Regions from separate parts of the Homo sapiens genome. Here region 1 is linked to region 2. The links are chromatin loops, found by intact Hi-C in ENCODE. Cell type or tissue: transverse colon. All regions are shown on one strand. Each heading gives the region's core, and the rest is flanking DNA. Links, peaks and the distances in the headings are about the cores only.

The links. Hi-C counts contacts between places; a loop is a spot of excess contacts. Peaks named below come from ENCODE experiments on the same cell type or tissue, not always from the same donor. Only the 100,000 strongest peaks of a DNase experiment are listed, where the experiment ranks them.
Region 1: a loop joins it to region 2, with 32 times the contacts of the local background. A loop is called at or near these places in 2 of 110 quality-filtered maps.

Annotation. Positions count from the first base shown.
Region 1 is chr12:54,988,233-54,998,384 of GRCh38, reverse strand. All of the region lies in intron 1 of LOC107984515 (a long non-coding RNA gene), which reads right to left. Among named protein-coding and RNA genes, the nearest start is that of TESPA1, 8.5 kb to the right of the region's middle. RefSeq lists enhancers at 6,273-6,322, 6,983-7,172. In transverse colon, for the core only: a CTCF peak has its summit at 4,959 (motif pointing left); a DNase peak (open chromatin) is centred at 4,944.
Region 2 is chr12:55,935,164-55,945,315 of GRCh38, reverse strand. It overlaps DGKA (diacylglycerol kinase alpha), which reads right to left. Exons shown (of 24, transcript NM_001345.5): 2 at 8,749-8,893; 3 at 8,226-8,299; 4 at 7,773-7,908; 5 at 7,264-7,338; 6 at 6,756-6,805; 7 at 6,327-6,401; 8 at 6,011-6,130; 9 at 5,787-5,901; 10 at 5,146-5,234; 11 at 4,883-5,002; 12 at 4,594-4,692; 13 at 4,336-4,419; 14 at 3,991-4,064; 15 at 3,732-3,806; 2 more. The coding sequence starts at 8,812. Among named protein-coding and RNA genes, the nearest start is that of DGKA, 9.1 kb to the right of the region's middle. RefSeq lists enhancers at 4,666-4,755, 4,375-4,875, 4,876-5,376. In transverse colon, for the core only: a CTCF peak has its summit at 4,886 (motif pointing right); a DNase peak (open chromatin) is centred at 4,905; H3K4me3 peaks cover 100 bases; H3K27ac peaks cover 1,551 bases.

The DNA.
Region 1 (10,152 bases), core at 1,198-9,197, 950 kb after region 2:
CTGTGCCAGGAGCTTATATTAGCATGACACTGGGAGGCGGAGAATATAATTACTGAGCAATAGAGAAGGGGAGGAGAAGTGGGATGGTGACCAGTGTGTGTCTGTGATAGAGGATGGAGCTGGGGGGAGGGTGATGTCTATGGAGGGCGAGGATTCCTTTGGGAGTAAGGAAGAGGAAAGGGGCTTCTGGCAGTGGATGGACGGTGACTTTAATTTGGCTTTTGAGAAATTAGTGTGCAGTATATATATGTGTGTGTGTGTGTGTTGGGATGTTGGGTGTTGGGGGAGGGGGATTCGTAGCTCCAGGCTGGTCCACTCTGCATGACAAAGGTGAGCTTGAGAGTTGATGGATGGGCTTTGTGAGTTACCCTGGAGGGAATAGATGGGGGATGTTGGAGCAGGTTATGGCTGAATTTGGGACAAATATCCTTAGATACTTTTTCAGAGGATCAATCTAAATGGGGGAAGCAGAATGAAGACATGAAATTTGCACATGTATTATCTCCTTTTTGTTTCAGGCAGAAGAGATGTGATTAAAAGAATACTTCTTAGGTGATTTCATTCGTTCATACAGGAAAGCTACCAGGTACAAATTTGCTGCCAGGGTACTTACTTTCAGCTGGGCTCTAGGTTAAGCAGCTTACACTTACTGTCTTAAGTAGTCCTTGCCAAGCTCAACAAAAGTGTTAGGTGTTATAATCCTCATGTAACAATTGAGGAAACTGAGGCTCAGAGACTTTAAGTAAAATGCCCACAGTCACATAGCTAGTAAGTTTTGAAGGTATGATTCAAATCCAGGCTTGTCTGACTCTAAACACTGTGCTAATAATCCACAACTCCAAATAGCTATTATCCTCTCCATTTATATATGGGGAAACTGAGGCTCAGAGTGGTAAAGTAATTTGCATTTGCTCAAAATGTGAGTTACTATCAGAAGTTAAAATAGAATTTGGATCTTATGCAATACTGTCTCTTTACCAGAGGACATATGGGGGAAAAGAAGAAGATATTGTTTGCCGAGGAAAGAGCTGGATATACAGAAAGAAACAAATAGAAACCAGGTTTCCTCACCCTCAACCCAATGCTCTTTCACTGTAAGTGACAAATGTGACAACAGCTAAAGTCTCTGCTCCTTTCTTAAGTACTAGATGATATACTAAGCTTTACATACTCCCTCATTTCACTTGCACATCACTTTGAGGTCGCCACTATGATCGTCTCGTGTTACATGAGAAGGCGAAGGCTTCAAGGATGTGTAACTTGCCCAAATTCAAATAGCAGGTTAATGACAGAGCAGGGAGTCAAACCCAGACAGGCCATTCTCTAGTCACTGCCTCCCTATGGAACACACGGCCCCTCCAGGCATCATCGCATCCCTCCCGTTGTCAGAAAATCTTGGAGATCCATAGAAATCTTTCTTTATGACAAACATAAGCCAGTCCCACTCAGATGTCTGTCTGTTATTGCAGAGAGTAGGTAGACATGTAGGGATACACTGGGGATCCTTTTCTTTACCCTCAGAGTTAATTTTCCCTGTGGCTTTTAACCTTTCCTCTCCCCTTCAAGGACTCGCAAAATCATTCTGGCCCTACCCTAACTGCCTCTTGTCTTCTAAGAAAAAGCAGAGGAGAAGCCAGTTTCTCCTTTTCCTTCATACTTTGAGGTTCTGTTGCTCTTTCAGCTCTGTTTTTCCCAGGCAAATACCTCCCACTGGGGCCTTGAGAACCACTGGGAGTCAGAGGCAAGAGAAGCCAGCTTTCCTCCTCCCAAAGGAGGAAGATATGGAAGCTGTGCTCTCAGGCCTCTGGAAACCCAAGTTAGCTAGAGGAGAACCCCCAACGCCCGCCTGCAGAGTTCTGCTTGCTCAGCTGCTCAGCATCTGCCCTGCACCCAGAACTGGGTCTTCCCTAGGGTTCCTGCCAATCTCCTGGGCTCTGGCAAGAGGAACCAGGGGTGCAGATGTGTCCTGCATCCTGAAGCCTGCGGGCATCACTGGGCAGCCCCACAGCTCACGTTCAGGAAACCATCTTGATTGTACAGATTTCCTCCTGCTGATGTCCTCCACCCCTACAGATTTCTCTCCTTATCTCTTCTCCCTCACTCCTCTAAATCCACACGTGCCCTAAAAGGGCACATGATAAAATTACACAGATCTCTTGACTAAAAGTCAAAAGGCTTGATTTTCCCACTAGCTGTGTGGGCATTGATTTTCATCTGTCAAATGAGACAATTGGCATCTGCTCTCCATTTCCCACAACTTGTCATGAGAATGTGAGGAAAATGTGTATTTAAAAAGCTGGTATGTCAGTGACAAGCCAATGTTAGTATTGTCACTGCAATCAATGGATTATAAAGTAGCGTATATAATGCATATAGGTTTCAGAATCAGAGACATCAAGCTTTAAATCGTGGCCTTCTACAGAGACTCCTGAACCTCAGTTTCTTCATCTGTATAATTGGAATGCTAGTGCCTGCCTTGAAGGGTTGCTGTGAGATTTACACGAGAGGATGTACAGAGAAACAACCAGAAGAGAGATGGGTGAGTTGGAAGAGCTTAATGTATGTTTCTTTTCTCCCATATTCTAATGTTTTCCAAATTTAATCCAGAGCTGTTAGGTCTCTGCACTTATGATTGTGCTGGTTGTTCCTTGCACAAGGGAATCTGCCCAAAGGAACAAATCCATCCAAAATGTGTGATCTGAGCCTGGGCTGCACTGGCCTGATAGGAGGACATCACCAATCTACCAAGATTCGTATGTGCTAGACTCAAGGTTAAAAGATTACCTGGAGCAGGTCAGAACTTGGGTACCAGAGTCCCAGACAAAAGGAAGGCCTAGGCTGGGTGCGGTGGCTCACACCTGTAATCCCAGCACTTTGAGAGGCTGAGGCGGACAGATCACTTGAGGTCAGGAGTTCGAGACCAGCCTGGCCAACATGGTGAGACCCCGTTTCTACTAAAAATACAAAAATTAGTTGGGTGTGGTGGCAGGCGCCTGTAATCCCAGCTACTCGGAAGGCTGAGGCAGGAGATTTGCTTGAACCCAGGAAGCACAGGTTGCAGTGAGCTGAGATCGCACCACTGTACTCTAGCCTAGGAGCCAGAGCGAGATTCCATCTCAAAAAATAAAACAAACCAAAAAAAAAAAAAAAAAAAAAAGGAAGGTCTACAATGTGTCAGAGTTGAAGATAGTAAAATCACACACTCACAGTTTCTAGGGTGACATTTCTAAACATGGTTCTGATTTTATCCTATCCAGCTCAATATATTTTTGATGACTCCCAACTCTTAAGAAGATAAAATACCAAAACTAGTAGGTGAGAGTTGAAAGCTTAATAAGGAATAGGATATTGACATAGTTTGAAAATATTTAAAAGTACTTTTTAATTTAAAAAGGAAAATTATAAATTTACAGTGGAAAAAAAGAATACCACATTATATTACCAATAATAGGAAAACTGATACTACATACTTCCTGATGTGATGCACTGGGGAGACATCATCACATGTAGTAATCCTGACAAAATTGTCTAACGCAGATTGAATCACATGAACTGCAGACAAATCAAATTGAGAGATGCTCTACAGAATAGAAGGACTATACTCTTTAAAAATATCAACATCAAGTACACCATGGACACAAAGCAGGAAGCAACTTTGGGTCTACTTGAGGGTAATGAGTGGGAGGAGGGTGAGGATCAGAAAACTACCCATTAGGTACTATGCTCATTACCTGGGTGATGAAAGAATGTGTACAGCAAACCCCGCAACACCCAATTTACCCATGTAACATGTACCCCTGAACCTAAAACAAAAATTGGAAAGGAAAAAAATTCAATTTCCATGAAAGATAAAGAAAAGTAGAGAAAGAATTTCAGATTTAAGGAGACAAAAGAGACATGAAAACTATATGCAGTGTGTGATCCTACATATTATTTGGAAAACAATAAAGTCTGTAAACTAGATGATTGTATCAATGTTATTTTTAAAATTTTGATAATTATACTATAGTTATGAAAATTATTGTCTTTAATTTTAAGAGGCAAAGGGGCATAATATCTACAACTGATTCTCAAAATGTTGGGAAAAAATACATTATAATAAAGCAAAATATTAACAATTTTAAGTCAGAGTGACAGGTGTACAGAAGTTCTCTATTTCAAAGGAAAACTGTTAAAGTTAAAACAAATTTCATAACCCAAAATATGGTATTCAAGATTTCTTAGATCTAAACTTAATTTAGGTTAATTATCTTAGGTTCCACTCACTCTTTCTCATAACACAACTCACAGTATAGCCATGCTGAGCTACTTGATTTTTCCCAAACATACCCTATACTTTTCCATCTTGGTATTTATGCTCACTCAAATCTCTCTGTGAGTACAGACTACTTTTTACTCCTTAACCTTTTGAAATTCTATTCAACCCTGAAAACTGTTTAATTTAAAATGAGCAATCTGGCCGGGCATGGTGGTAGTTCATACCTGTAATCCCAGCACTTTGGGAGGCTGAGGGGGGAGAATTGCTTGAGCCCAGGAGTTTGAGACCAGCCTGGGCAACTAAGTAAGATCCTGTCTCTACAAAAAAATTAGCCAGGCATGGTGGTGGTGCCTAGTCCCAGCTACTCGAGAGGCTGAGGTTGGAAGATCTTTGGAGCCCAGGAGGTCGAAGCAGCAGTGAGCCATCACTGTGCCACTGCACTCCAGCCTGGGCCCTGGGGAGACCCTGTCTCCAAAGACGAAAAAGAAATCCAAAAAAATAAAAGGAAGAAATCTTCGATTGCTTATTCAGCTCCTAAATTCGTTCAATCTCCTGTGATACAAATCAGACAAACAGGGGTTGTCCAGATACTCCATAATTGGGTTAATTCATCAGTCTGGGTTAGACAACCTCCTGGGCAGTGGGCTAATCTGAGATTTCCACCTATGTAACTGTGAGATTAAAGAATGGGTATAGGCTGCCACCTGGTGGTCATTAGGAGTACAGTCTTGAGCTGCATAACAATATTCTGATCAAGGATGGACCGCATATACCACAGTCTCGTAAGATTATAATGGAGCTGGAAAATTCCTATCACCTAGTGACGTCGTAGCCATGGTAATGTGGTAGCACAATGCATTACTCACGTTTACTTGCATGTTTGTGTTGATTGCTCGTGTAAACAAACACTGCGTGCCAGTCATATAAAAGTAGAGTACATACATCTACGTATAGTACATATTTAATAATGATAATAAACAACTGTTACTGGAGTAACAGTTTTTGTATGTAGTTTATGTATTTACTGCATTATACTTTTATGTATAGTGCTCTGTACCTATACATATACTAAACTGCACTATACTTTTATGTATAGTTTATGTATAGTTATGTATAGTTTATGTAGTTTATGTGTTTACTGCACTATACTTTTTATTGTTGTCTTACAGTGCACTACTTCTACTTGTTTAAAAAGTGAACTGTAAAGCAGCCTTAGGCAGGTCCTTCAGGACCTCTTCCAGAAGGCATCGTCCTCATAGGGAGATGACAGCTCCATGCCCCTGAAGACCTTCCAGTGGGATAAGATGTGGAGGTGCAAGCCAGTGATATTGATTATCTTGACCCTGTGTGGGCCAAAAGTAATGTGTGTATTTGTGTCATAATTTTTTTAAAAAGTTTAAAAAGTAAAATAAAATAATTTAAAAATTAAAAAAGCTTATCAAATAAGGATATAAATAAAATATTTTTGTACAGCTGTACAATGTGTGTTTTCAGCTAAGTGTTATTAACAAAAAAGTCAAAAATTTAAAATTGTATAAAATAAAAAAATTACAGTAAGTTAAGGTTAATTTATTAATGAAGAGAGAAAAATATTTTTAAGTAAGTTTAGTGTAGCTTAAGTGTCCAGTGTTTATAGAGTCTACAGTGATGTACAGTAATGTCCTAGGCCTTCACGGTCACCTGCACCCACTCACTCACTCACCCAGAGCAACTTCGAGTTCTACAAGCCACATTCATGGTAAGTGTCCTATACAGGTGTACCATTTTTTATCTCTTATACTATATTTTTATTGTACTGTTTCTATGTTAAGATGTGTTAAGAGCTACAAACACTTCCCACTGTGTTCCAATTGCCTACAGCATTCAGTACAGTAACATGCTGTCCAGATTTGAAGCCGAGGAGGAATAGATTGCATCATATAGCCAAGGCGTGCAGTAGGCTATACCATCCGGGTTTGTGTAAATGCACTCTATGATGTTCACACAAGGACGCATTTCTCAGAGCATGTCCCCGTCACTAAGTGATGTATGACTGTGTAACAGGTTGGGGGTTCATCTGTGAAGACAGAGGTTTGCAGGGTGGGAAAAGTCAGAAAGAGACACAATCTTACTTAATTCATCTATGGATCACAATATCCACTTTTGAGATTGTTTTCAGGATTCAAGTTAAGATATATTAGTCATTTTTCGCAGAGTATTCACTCATTAAATGATAGTATTATTAGAAATATAAAACATTACACTGGGAAGAACCCTAAAGACAGTTTATTTTTACTTCCTCATTTTACATTTAAGGACTCTGAAACCCAGAAAAGAAGCAGAGTAAGGCCTAAAGGACAGGATTTTTTACTTCTCACTCCTTAACGCATAGGTCAAAAGGGACAGGTTCAGTGTAAGTATAGGGAAAATTATAATATGTAGCTGTGGAGCACTTTAAGTCATTTAAATCTCCTTCACTCCCACTTTCTCAGTTGTTCCTACCTTCTAAGGGAGGCAGGACAGGCTATGGGAGCAGGATGAGTGTTGCCAGGCCAGGTGCCTGAGAAAGATGAGATGTTTCCTCCAGTGGGTGGACAAGAGAAGTTGCCTTTTGCAGTTTGGGTGGGTGGTTACACTTCAGTTTCACTTTCTCTTGCATGTAAATCATTTCCCTCAGATTCTCTCTCTGCTTCTCTCTGATTCAGTGTCTCTTCTCTCTTTTCCTCCTCCACCTCTTCCTCCTACTCTTTCTCAAACCTAACAGAGAGAACTCTCCTTGGATCTGACACTCCTGCGCGCGCGGAACATACTCTGGGGTGCCACATGGACCATCTCGCCACCTGCAGATATCCCTCTGATCAGAAGGCCGCAGTTGTCCCATTTCCTCTGATTAACTGACACTACACTGAGGAAACACTTAACATCTTTCCAGAAACCTTGGTCTATCGTTCTGCAGTTCATTGCTGGGTTCTGCCCCACACCCTCTTCTGCTTTGACCTGTGTCCACCGCGCACCAGGGTCTCCAGTCTCCTGTGGACAGCGAGTGCAGTCTGACTTTGGTAGAGTGGCCTCAGACTTCAGCGCCTCCCCTTTGTGGAGGTGAGAGAAGAACCTAGGCTCTTAAAAAAAAATCTGCCCCTTCCTCCAATCTGTGACCTCCTGCCCCTTTCTCACAATAACCCATGTTTTCATGTTCTACCTCTAATCTCTAACCCCATATTCATTCACCCTACCTATTCTTCCCTTATACCAAATCTACAACAACGCCCGAATTTTACCTGCTATTGTGTCTTTTGATGCCTATCCTTTTCAAGGCTTTAGAATGTTGGGTCTGAAGAACCTGGTTTTAAATGTTCCCCAAATCCATGAAGTCACTAACCCCTGATGCTCCCTTCATGGTTTCTCCAAGGTTGCTATAGTCTGAATGTTCATGCCAGCCCCCCAAATTCATATGTTGAAACTTTAACCCCCAAGGTGATGGTATCATGAGGTGGCATTTTGGTGAAATGATTAGGTCAGGAGAGCAGAGCCCTCACGATCAGGATTAGGGCCTTATAAGAGAGACCCCAGAGAGCTAGCTCTCCCTTCCCATCACATGAGGACACAGTGAGAAGACAGGTATCTATGACTTAGGAAGTAGGCTCTCACCAGACACCAAATCCGCCAGCACCTTGATTTTGGACTTCTCTCCAGAACTGCCAGAAATAAATTACTGTTGTTTGTAAATCACCCATTTTATGGGATTTTCTCTGTTGTAGCAGATGAACATACTAAGGTAATAGCTCAACCCACCTTAAATCCTCTATCATCTAAAAATTTTGACTGCTTTTCACTCCTCCTCTTCTTTCTTTCCCCATCAATAATTATACCGTTGCTATAAGTGTTTACTTTGTACCAGGTCCCAGGTGTAGGGAGGAACCCTGCTGGAAGCCCTCTTTTCTTTTGGGAAGAGAGATCAAGTTTTAAAACTCTTCCACATTTCTTGTTTGTCAAGTCCATGAGATTTTTCTTGATAGATCTCTCTCTAGCCCTGAAAGTCTCCTGCCTCCCATCCTATGAAACCCTCAGATCTCTCCTCCTCCACTGCACTTACACCCACATCCAGGCTCTGTCCTCCTCCATGGGCTTACAAAACACTGAGCACTCACCATGCAAATCACACAGAAGAACTCAATTAAGACCTGTGATTCTGAGTTAAATGGGCTTGATCAAAAGAAAGATGAAACATAGGCTCACTGAGAATTCAATCCTGTGTTCATAGCCATCTGAATATAATCAAAGATGTTAATGTCACGATTTAATCCAGAGAAGTGGCTGTAGTGGAAGAAAACTTTTCCAAAATAATTTCCTTGGGATGTTCCAAGGAAGGAAGGAAAGATAAGGGAAGGGTAGGGAAGGAGAGGGGAGGGGAGGGGAGGGCAGGGGAATCCATAGGCCAATACATTTGGGAAATACAAAACTTTCTCCTTCTAGGAGAGTCACAATTCATGTTAATCTATTAAAAGCCTCAAGAAGTTATGCCTTAAAGCAGGGGGCCTCAACCCCTGGACCACAGACCAGCACAGTTTGGTTGCCTGTTAGGAACCTGGCCTCACAGCAGGAAGGTGAGTGGCAGGCATGATCATCTGAAGTGGAACAGTTTCATCGCCAAACCCTCCCCCTCACCCTGCTCCCATGGAAAAATTGTCTTCCATGAAACCAGTCCTTGATGCCAAAAGGTTGGGGACCACTGCCTTAAAGGAACATGTTTGTCTTTTGTTAACCCTGTATTTCCCCAAATTACTTGATCATACTAGAAAATAAGCCCTCTAAGGGACAGTATTTGATACTGTTTCTCCCCCTTGTATATCTTCCTCTCCTTCTATACTCCCCTCAGTCCCTTCCCCAGATCTATCTCATTTCTGACACTCAGAAGGTATCCAATAAAATACATTTTGGGTAGAATTACAATCCAGATCACTGAAAGAACACCCTCTGCAGAGGCCTGAGATGGATTGCTCTTCTGTTTTGCTGGACTCTTACAGAGGGAAGATACAGCCAGACAGAAGGAAGAACTTTCTGGCATTGAGTGGAGTAATTTAGTAGAATGGGTAGGTTAGAAAAGTTAGAGAATCCCATTTGTTTGTATCCTTAACAACCAGAACATAGAAGCAGAGAAAAGAACAAGATGACCTTGGTGGACACTTTTCTGCCTGGAGAAAGTTCAGAAAATCCTTGGTGAGTTAAATCACTGCTCTCTCCCCTACAATTCTATCCACTCTCTCTTTCTACTTTTGAGCCTTTGGTACAGGAAGGAGACAAAGTCACTCAAATTCCCACATCAGCAATTTGGAGGAACAGACTCTTAGCAAAAAAAACAAAACAGCCAAACAAAACAAAACAAAAATGGCATTTGCAAACCCCAGGATCTGAGAAAGAAGAAGGTTGAGAGCTGAAATGGAGGCAGATGATTTGCATCTGGGCCTGGGCAGAGGGGCCCAGCTGCTCGGCCCAGAGCAGTGGCTCTGAGCAGCAGCTTCTCTGTCTTGGGACAGCCTCTATGGACAGCTGTCCTGGCTCTGCCCCAGGTCTGGGCAACCTGCCAGCTCAGCCTGTAGTTCTGCAGCTCCAGAACTTATACTCACTACAGCCCATCTGTTTGATGGGCTCATCAGTGTTCAGAAATTGTTCTTATTTATCAGTGTTATCAGGTTACATGTCTAGAGGATAATATTATTCAAAAGCAATATTTACTTGGCTTTTCAATGGAAAAGAGTCTTTCAAAATACTTTTTCTAATACCTTTATAATAATTTCTTACCAAATATCACTTAATATTTTCATTTTCCATAATAAACTACATGCAGTTATAAAAGGGTAGAGAAAAATAGTCTGTACAGGTGTTACTGACATCTAAAGCCAAGAGGATCTTAGAAA
Region 2 (10,152 bases), core at 1,438-9,437:
CTCTGGGTAATCTCAGCTACTTTCAGAATGTCAATTACCACCTAGGAGCAGATGACTCTCAAACATGTATCTCCTAAAATATTTGACTTCTCTCCTAAATTCCTGACATGTATTTCTAACCACCCACCACAACATCTCCACCTGCCCCAAACTGAATTTTTCTTCCTTAAACTGGTCTTCCTCCTATATTCCCTGTCTTAATAAATGCCACCCCAAGGTTGGGCACGGTGGCTCACGCATATAATCCCAGCACTTTGGGAGGCAGAGGTGGGCGGATCACCTGAGGTCAGGAGCTCGAGACCAGCCTGGCCAGCATGGTGAAATCTCGTCTCCACTTAAAATACAAAAATTAGCTGGATGTGGTGGTGGACACCTGCAATCCCAGCTACTCGGGAGGGTAAGGCAGGAGAATCGCCGGAACCTGCGAGGTAGAAGTTGCAGTGAGCTGAGATTGTGCCACTGCACTCCAGTCTAGGCAACAGAATGAGACTCTGTCTCAAAAAGATAAATAAATAAAAATAAATAAATGAATAAATGAATAAATAAATGCCACCTCCATCTGCTGAATCCACAAACCTAGGAAATGTCCTAGACTTTTCTCTACCTCCTTCTCCACAACCTATCAGTTATCCAGAGCTGTGGCTTCTACCTCATTAACTCCACTGCTGCTGCCTTGGCTTCTGTATTCATCATCTCTTGTCTGGACTACTGCAAACAGGTAATTTCCTATTCTGTCTCCTTCCTACAATCCATCTTCCACAGAGCTCCCATAGTGATAATCCCTTCAATCCCCCCTCTTCGAACCTTATGATTTTTTCAGTGTCAACATGTTTTCCTTTTTATTTTTTAATTTAAAGTCTCACACTGTTGCCCAGGCTGGAGTGCAGTGGTGCAATCATGGCTCACTACAGCCTCGATCTTTTCAGCTGAAGCAATCCTCCCGCCTCAGCCTCAGCTGGGACTATAGGCATGTGCCACCATGCCTGGCTATTTATTTGTGTGTTTATTTATTTTTAGAGATGAGATCTCACTGTGTCAGCCAGGATTGAGTGCAGTGGCCCAATCATAGCTCATTGCAGCCTGAAACTCCTGGGCTCAAGGAATCCTCCAGCCTCCACCTCCTGAGTTGTTGGGACTACAGGTGCGTGCCACCATGCCCAGCTAATTTTTTAAAAAATATTTTGTAGAGACTTGGTCTCACTTTGTTGTCCAGGCTGGTCTCCAGCTCCTGGCTTAAAGCGATCTTCTGACCTTGGCCTCCCAAAGTGTTGGGATTACAGGAATCAGCCACCGTGCCCAGCCCAACATACATTTTCATTAGTGCTACATTTATATCCTTATTGTCATGATTCAGGTTGAGTTAGCAGAAAACTGCAATGTTTTCTGCTAACTTGTTTGCTTGTTTATGCTAACTTGATTTTTGTTTGCAGAATACAGGGAAGACATAAAATATGTAATTTCAAAATATCTAATATTATAAATGAAGAAGTCAGATGTTGAGGATCTGAAAACTGGTCAAAGAATTGGTTATATGTCTATATATAAAACAAGTTATAATGAGCACTCAGAGATATTTCTTCCTATTTGTTCTTTTAGTTACATCTTTTACTTACATCGAGTTCCCCCTCACTGCTGCTTGTTTGATTGAGTTAAAAAAAAAAGAGAAAAGAAAAAAAAAGAGTTTGCTCATAGTTCAGGGATTGCACACTCAAATACCTGAGTGGCTTGAATGGTAAAGTGGGTTGGGCATGGTGGCTTACACCTGTAATCCCAACATTTTGGGAAGCCTAGGTGGGCAGATCACTTGAGGTCAGGAGTTCAAGACCATCCTGGCTAACATGGTGAAACCTCGTCTCTACTAAAAATACAAAAATTAGCAGGGCGTGATGGCACACACCTGTATTTCCAGCTATTCAGGAGGCTGAGACAGGAGAATCACTTGAACCTGGGAGGCAGAGGTTGCAGTGAGCTGAGATGGCACCACTGCACTCCAGCATGGGCAACAGAGCGAGATTCCATCTCAAGAAAAAAAAAAAAGAAAGGGAAAGTGAATAAGTGACTAGCAGGGAGCCAAGGGGATTGTGATAAACTGAAGAATACATGTCCCACTTAGAAATAATCAAGTACAAAGAAATTGAAAACACTGCAAGGCAACTAATACAAAACAACACAAAATCATTACTGTGGGCTGTCAGCTTGCAATCTCTGACAGGATAAAATTAAAAACTCCCTGGCACAGTATTCATAACCCTCCATCATCTGGACTCTGCTCAACTAGTCTTCCCTCTCCACATTTTCCACCTTTCACCCTATGTCCCAATCATGATGAATGACTTACAGTTCCCCCAATGCACCACCATGTTGTTTGGTGGCTCCTCTGGCCTTACACTACTTCCTCCACCTAGAATGCCTTCCGCTGCCCTTAGCAGATCTCTATTCCCTAAGATCTCCAGCAAGATCTTAGAGCTGGACCCTGAACCCAATAACCTCAACTCCAAGATTCCTCAAACACAATCTGCCCTACACTGACCTCTTTATCTACCAATACCATCCCTCAAACTCCTTCTGTTTGAAAGGCATAAGAGATTAGAAATGGGAGAGCAGTTAGGAGACTATTGCAATACTCTGAAAGAAATCATAGTGAATTAATTAATGACTACCTGGTTAATTGTTTGAATGAGTGAATGAGTCATGACCTGCTAGCTCCATCATTCAGCATCTGGCTTAGCTCTTATACAACCTTCCTTATTCACACATTGTTCCCCACCCCCATATTCCTTGATTCTCTGAGCCATAAGAGTTGGTTGGGAGAAACATAAAAATATTTACAGGAAAGGGGACTATCACCCTTGACCCTTCTAGGTTCAGATTGTGGTCCCTGCTTCTTCCAAAGCTCTCTTCTTTTTGGACATTCCACTTTTGTATCCACCTGTCTGTGCCCCTCTTCTTCCCCAATCCTTTCCATACCAGATGCCTAGTTTCTTCTCTAAGTGCCTTTCCCTTCCTACACAACTCCTCTCAGCCTACAGCAAAACAATTTCTAACCACTTACCTCCTCCCCATCTTAGGCATCGAGCCAGATCATTTCCAGTACCCAGGGGCAACACAGCAACAGGAGGCAAAACTGGCAAGTTAGCTTTGTCTGCGGAGGCAGGTGAAGAGAAGGATGGAGTGAGTTAGCTCTGCAAGACTACGACCCCAATACCTTCCCCACGCCCCTCCCTGCACTGACCAATGGTCTCTAGAATCCAGCCTACTGTGCCGTCTCCACCACACACCAAAATCCGGCTATCAGGAACATCCTTGAATAATCGGAGCCTGAGACAAAGGGGAGAGAGAATATGAAGAAGGATAACAGGACTGAGGCTACCCAAGTCCTGAGCAGGCAGATTGCTTCTTGTCTCTCATTCCGTAGGACCCTCCTCCTTTTTGTCAAAAGACTTGAGTTTCTATGAAGGTCACAGAAAAGAACAATGGGGAAAGTTATAGCCACTCCTCAGTGGTTAGGGAAAAATTGGATCTTCATTCTTTGAGAGCAGGACAAAGATGGGCCAGAGAGCTCGGAGGATGGGATACCCAGTGACCCTAGGGAAGGAAATATTCTGAATTCTGGCCTCTTGGGGATCTCTAGCCCTCCTCTCCCAATCTGCACTCTTTCCTGCACTCTCCTAACATATACAGATACACAGACCCACGAAAACACTGTGATACAGTCCCTAACCTGTGCTCACCCTATCTCAGGACCATCCTTTAGGAGGTTGAACACCTGTCGAGGGTTTAATATATACTGGAACTTCCAGAGCACCCTGTGTGTGGGAAAAAGAAAAGTTCATGGCAGGCGCGGGGGTTGGGGGTGATCTTCTGAACCTCACCCTCTTTGTGTGTTCCTCAAGGTATGCCCCTCCAGACACACACATCCCCTTCCACCTTCTAAGTGTTGCAGGCAGGCCCTGCCTCTCATCTTAGAAGACCCAATATATTTCTCCTCACCTTTGCCCCTGCTTCCCGCCACTCTTAGGATTGACAAAGACGAGAAGTGGGTGGGTGTTAGGAACAGGGTCAATCTGCATTGGGGGAAGAAAATAAGGACAAAGAAAGCAGGATTTTGTCAGAGTTAAGGTGGGCCCAGGAGACAGGGGCAGAGGGCTAGCATTCCACCAAGATATTTCCCCCCTCCCTCCTGTTTCCCTCCCCTTCCCTCCCCTACCATGGTGGAGTTTCTGGAGAGTGAGCATCAACCGCTCCCCACCAGGCTCTCCCACTTCATTCCCACCCATGAGGGCTCCAGTGAAAAACCTGCCCCCATCATGAAGCCCAAGACTCTCAGCCCTGTACCCGCAGAGCCTCAGAGGTGCTCAAATTTAAATCATCCATGGTCTTCTGGCTTGTTTTGCTATTTTTACGATCCGGTCCAGAGGCCTGGGAGGGGAAGAAAGTAGAGGGAAGAAAAGCTGTATTGTGCATGAATCCCTAAATAGAGGGGTCTGACTTGAATCCTAAAAGTATGAGCTCTCTATTCTAAATGCCACTCTGTGCGTGTGGGAAATCGGGGAGGCACTCCTGTCCCCTCCCCGCTGCTGCCGAGGGTCTCACCAGGACACTGGGATAGATGGAAGATGGAGGCAGGATGTGATCCCGGAGCAGCCCACAGTCACACTCATGGCCCACCGCTTGCAGGCAGTCATCGTGGATCTGAAAGACGAGGTGGGCACAGAGAGATCACGAAGGTAACCCTGTCTCCTCTCAACCTGGCAGTCTGGGCTGGAAAGAGCCCTTGGGAGCAGGGGCAACTGTGCCTGTAAAGGAGGTGTGGCCGGAGGCCCGTGGAGAAGGCAGCTCTGCGGGGTAAGACGCACCCAGAAGGGATGGCTCCCAAACTGACCTCTAGGTGGCACCATACACAATGCAGCCCGGTCAGACTGTGGTAGATCCGGATCTTTTTCTGACAGCGGTCGCAGCGCCCGGACTCACAGCCTCCTCGCACCCACACATGTGATTGGACCTTGGGGAGAAAGGCAGTTCCTTGTCTGGCAGGGTCTGAGCAGGACCTAGGGGAGGGAGGGGCTGAGGGCAGCAATGGGCCAAGGGCCAGGGCCAGGGCCAGGATGTAGGTGATGTTGGGGGTGGAGGCATGAGATCACTCACACCAATGTCCTTCCGAGACTTGGCATAGGTGCTGACTTCACAAGGCAGGGCTTTCATGGCACACTGGTCGTGAACAGTGTACTTACAGACTGAGGGAGAAGGAAGAAGTTGGGAGGCTTAGCTGAGCCTCTCCCCCTATTTCCTTCTTACCTGAGGGTGAGGCAGGATCAGATATGTGATCCCTTGCTTGAGGGTGTAGCAGAATAAAAGTTCGGGGTGAAGTGCCCACCTCCAAAACCCACGCCTTTTCCTTACTCTTCCTCCTAAAAGATCAGCTGCTACTGCATGCCTGCCCCACACCATCCATGTGCCAGGCAGGAACTGAGCTGGATAATGCTTGGGAGGCCCAGGTCTAACAGCAACAGTAATCATAATAGATATTTTTTATTGCATTTTATAGTATGTGCATGCACCATCTGAAGCACTTTTCTTGCACCAACTTTTTTAATGCTCACAATTACCTCATTTTCAGTTGAGGAAACTAAGGCTTAAAGAAGTGATGTGGCTTTCCCAAGGTCACATAACTAGTCAGTGGCAGAGCCCAGGATTCAAACCTAGGTCTTTTCTAAGTTTACAGCATCAAGCTCCCACAGATAGCTGGGCTGACCCTCTTCCCCTACCTCCCAGCTCCCATTACTCACGGTTACAGCTCAGTCCCTGTTTGCCAAGACCAATGCTTGACTCGCACAGATTGCAGTAGACTGGTCTGGGGAACCTCTTGGGCCTCCACATGTGCTGTCCGTCGTCCTTCAGAGTCTAGGAAGGCACAGTAGATGCTAGGGAGTGTCAAAGCCCTTACAGGGCCAATCCGGGCAAGCATAACCCAAGGCTGTCTTACTCATCCCCCAAAGTCTCTCCTACTCACCATCTCCAGACCCAGCAGCACTAGCAGTGGCACGGTGGTGGCCCCAGCCCGGACCCACTCAGCTTGAGAGACAGAGCCACTGCCATCATAGTCAATCTCTTTCATCATCTCCTGAAGAATCTGAGCACAGAGTGGAAAGGGACTTTCAGTATGAGTGGGTCTTCAGACCCAACACCTCTCCACTGCCTCTTAGGATATCCAGCCCAGCCATCCTAGCCAAGGGAACCAGGTTGCCTGTCAGAGATGAAGTAAGGCAGATGCAGGACTCACCAGGGAAGAAGGTACAAGAAGGGACATGAAGGAAGAGCTGCCTTACCGGCCTCAGCTCAGACACATCCCAATCCAGGTATTCAGCCACTCGCATCATCTGTAGGATAATTTTGTCCACTTCCTGGAGCAAAAAGGGCAAGAGCCACAGCCATATCCCCTTTACTACCACCATCCAAACTCTTTTCCAGAAATCAGTGTTCCTGGGTTCCACCCCAGATTCACACCTCTCATTCTCAGGTATGTCTGCCAAGTAAATAAATGTGTTTGTATGTTTGTAAGGCAGACCCAATTCATGTATCCAGCATTCTCTTTGAGGGGTCAAGAGCTTGGGACTTACTTTCAAATTTAGTCCTAGAGGACTCAACCTCTCCCCCCATCCTCTTCTGTTTCTTAAGACCCTGGAAGAGTTGGGGCAGGAGGGTGCAGACAAATTAACACATATTCCCTTGCCCAGCATACAGGGTCCCCAACTCACTGAGCTGTCCAGGATCCCATTTCTGTCCGTGTCGTACAGCTTGAAGGTGACTGTGGGGTGTTTTAGGGGGGCCAGGGTCAGTTTGTGAGAGATACCCAAAGAATTCATACCAGAATATGGGGGAAACAAAGAGACAGGGAGAGAGCTTTTGGGTGAGAAGCCTAGAGCCTGGGATGGGACTGAGAGAGAGACAAAAAGGAAAGGAAAACAGGCATGGACTCTACCCTCAGTGAATGTGTCAGGGGAGACAATACATAATCCATATCCCAAGGACATCCTAGGCCGCCTACATGGGAATGCACAAGACATGGGTACTGGGGTGACTATGGTGAAGGGTATTAGGTATAAATAGTCTGGGAGAACACAGGAAATGGGCTCATTCTCTGGCCCCACCTTTGTCTAGACCTGTCAGCCTTTAGGAATCCTGAAGGAATAAGGGAAAGGAGGATGGGAAACACCTCTCTCTCCCTTCACTGCCCTGCCACCTCACTTCAGAAGGGCAACTCACATTCTAACTTGTCTTCTGGCCGACCACCCTCCAGAAGGGAAAAGTAGCAGGAAACATCATTGAGACACACCACATCTGGTTACAAAAAAGCAGATCAGAAGTCAGGGCTCCCTCCACTTTGGCTCATGTTTTATCCTTTGTTTGTCCCACCTCTCCCTTTTTTTAAAAAAAAGATTTACTGATTTTTTTGAGAGACAGGGTCTTGCTCTGTCACTGAGGCTGGAGTGCAGTGGCATGATTACTGCTCACTGCACCTTGAACTCCTGGCCTCAAGCAATCCTCCCACCTCAGCTTCCCAAAGTGCTGGGACTACAGGTGTGAGCCACTGCCCTCGACTTACCTTTCCCCTTTACCTTTCCTCCCTTTAGCTCCTAGACCAGCCTGACTATTCTCCACCAATTTCCCCCAACCTGCACAACGTGTGACTCAAGTTAATTCTCAACCCCAAATCCATACTAGTTTGATTTTTCTGCCAGAGGCTTAGCCCAGTCCTACCTGCTTGACCATACCTTTTGTCACATTTGTCTCATTTAAGCAGTGACCAGTCTCAAAGGATTGAAACAGTGCCAGGCTTAGGTGTCTGGGAACATTATCCACTTCGAGATAGATTTTCAGGAATTGCTGGAATCCCTCGTACCCAATGGCCTATAATGAGAGTGAGCATTATCCTGGGGAGTCTGCAAGGTCAGAGCTGGGGCTGAAGAATTGGGAGTAGCGGGGACAGGGATAATAAATGCAGAGCTGAGAAGCATCTGAGGCAGGAGTATGGTTTCTTTGATTAAGTCCTGAGTTAATAGAATCCCTTGTTTTATCCTAAAGCAATAGTCAGAGTGACAATGGACACTAGGGTATCTCTAGAGGGGATAGTGAGGGGCAGGCCCAGAATAATTCCTGGAAGTTGGGGATCAAAAACAAAGATGGGAAGAGTTGATCAAGAAGAAGATTTCCCAGCTGCCACTCACATCTCCTTGGACATATTTAGCCATCTCGCCATCCTCGAAGAGCTTTAGGACATCACTGACCTTTTTGGTGGAGTCTAGGGTGTAGAGAGAGTAAGAGAACAGCATTATTAGTCCAGCTGAGTTCTCTTGCCAGAGAAATCCAGCAGGAAAAAAGATTCAAATGAGATGAAGAAATTCCAAGAAGAAACACAGAAATACAGAGGGAAAAATATTTCAGATCCTCCAAAACAGTACCACTCTTTACTCCTCTTCTCTGAGAGCTGGAGCAAGCAGTCCAGGTATAGCGAAGGTGGGTAGAGAGCCGAGACCTTGCACAATGCAGCCCAGTTAGACTGTGGTAGATCCGGATCTTTTTCTGACATCTCCCCATCTCCCACTCCTCCCATTTCCAGTCATGGGCACATCTGAGCAGCACACTGCTCAAAGCCACTGAGGAAGCTGGGGGGCAGGGGGTGTAATGAGGAGGAGGAGGGATTCTCTGGGGCAGGGTCTCCAGAACTGAAGGCCTGACAGGAAGACTCACATTCCATGTATTTTTGCAGCTGGGCAAAATCACTGGGGCTTATTAGGCCCCTCTCCTTGGCCATCTGTCTATTTTTCTCAAGGATGGCCAGAAAGGCAGCTTCGTAGTAGTACTTCCGTTGCTTGGACCTCTTCAGAGGGTAGGCCTGGGGAAAGGTGACAGAGCGTACAGTGGGAAGAGCCAGCTGTCTGGGTGTCTTTTCTTCTGTCTGTTCCATTCTGTCTCTACTCCCACTATTATTTTTTGTTCTTTCCTTCTCTCCTAGTCCCTCCCTAAACATCTTCCTTTCCCTGTGTCCCTCTTCCCTATGCCTCTACCTTCCCTGACAGTGTCTGTCCTCTGTCTCTGTTTCTCTGACTCATCTCTGTCTCTCCATTTCTGGATCCTTCTCCCTCTCCCCCAACCTATCTTGATTCATCTGACCACCCTCACCTTCCCACCCGCACCCGGCTTTCTCAGTCTATATATGTTTCTGTGGGTGTGTCCCTTGTCTGTTTCTGCGCTTTCTTCCACCATCGTCAATCTCTGCAGACTCTCCCCATCCTGAGCTCTCTCCCATCTCGGGTCTTCGGCAGTTCCGGCAGTTCCGGCCCTCTGAGTGACTCTTACTGCGTTAGCGCGTCTTCCTGGCCATGACCCCATTTTGTTCCGCCTCTGGCCAGGGACCCCAGCTCCGCTCAGCCACCCACTCCCCGAGCCACCCACGCCACGCAACGACCTCTAGCGCTTCTGACGCGCGACACAGAACCAGCTCTGGCAAGGTCCCTAGCCCCGGCCCCGCCTGGACTGCGTTCCGCGGAGCTCCACTAGGGAAGGGTGGGGAACTAGGCGCGGGGTAGGGAAGAGGCAGGGGAAGAGACTCTGGGTACCCACAGAGTCTCTTCCTCAGAAGAGGGTTCTGGGATACTGACATCCTAGAGAAAGGACTCTACCCATCTGGCACTTTTCAATGACTATAATCCAACTTCTGCTGCCAACAGATCTAGTGTTTCCCAGTCCTGGGACGATGGAGCCGAGTGCTAGTGTCTCGGCTCCTGGGAACTTCCTTCCACTCCGCTAGGTCAGCAGTGCTTAGGGAGCCCCAGGTTTTGGCTACTGGATCCAGGGACCAAGGTGCAGTGGGCGACTTTCCTTGATTCAGTAATGATAATAACATATCTTACGTTAATATAATACAGCACGGTTTTGGAACAGAACTAGATCAGTCATATCTGGGTCCCATTCTTAGCTCTGATACCACTGTGTGACTTGGGGAAGTTATATCTGCAAAATGGGGAGAATGAGAACCATTTTTCACAGTTGTGTGGCTTACGTAAAACAATATATGAAAAGTCACTCATACAATGCCTGACATTTAGGAGGCCTACAAGAAATGCTAGTTATTATTGTACTAACAATTAGAAT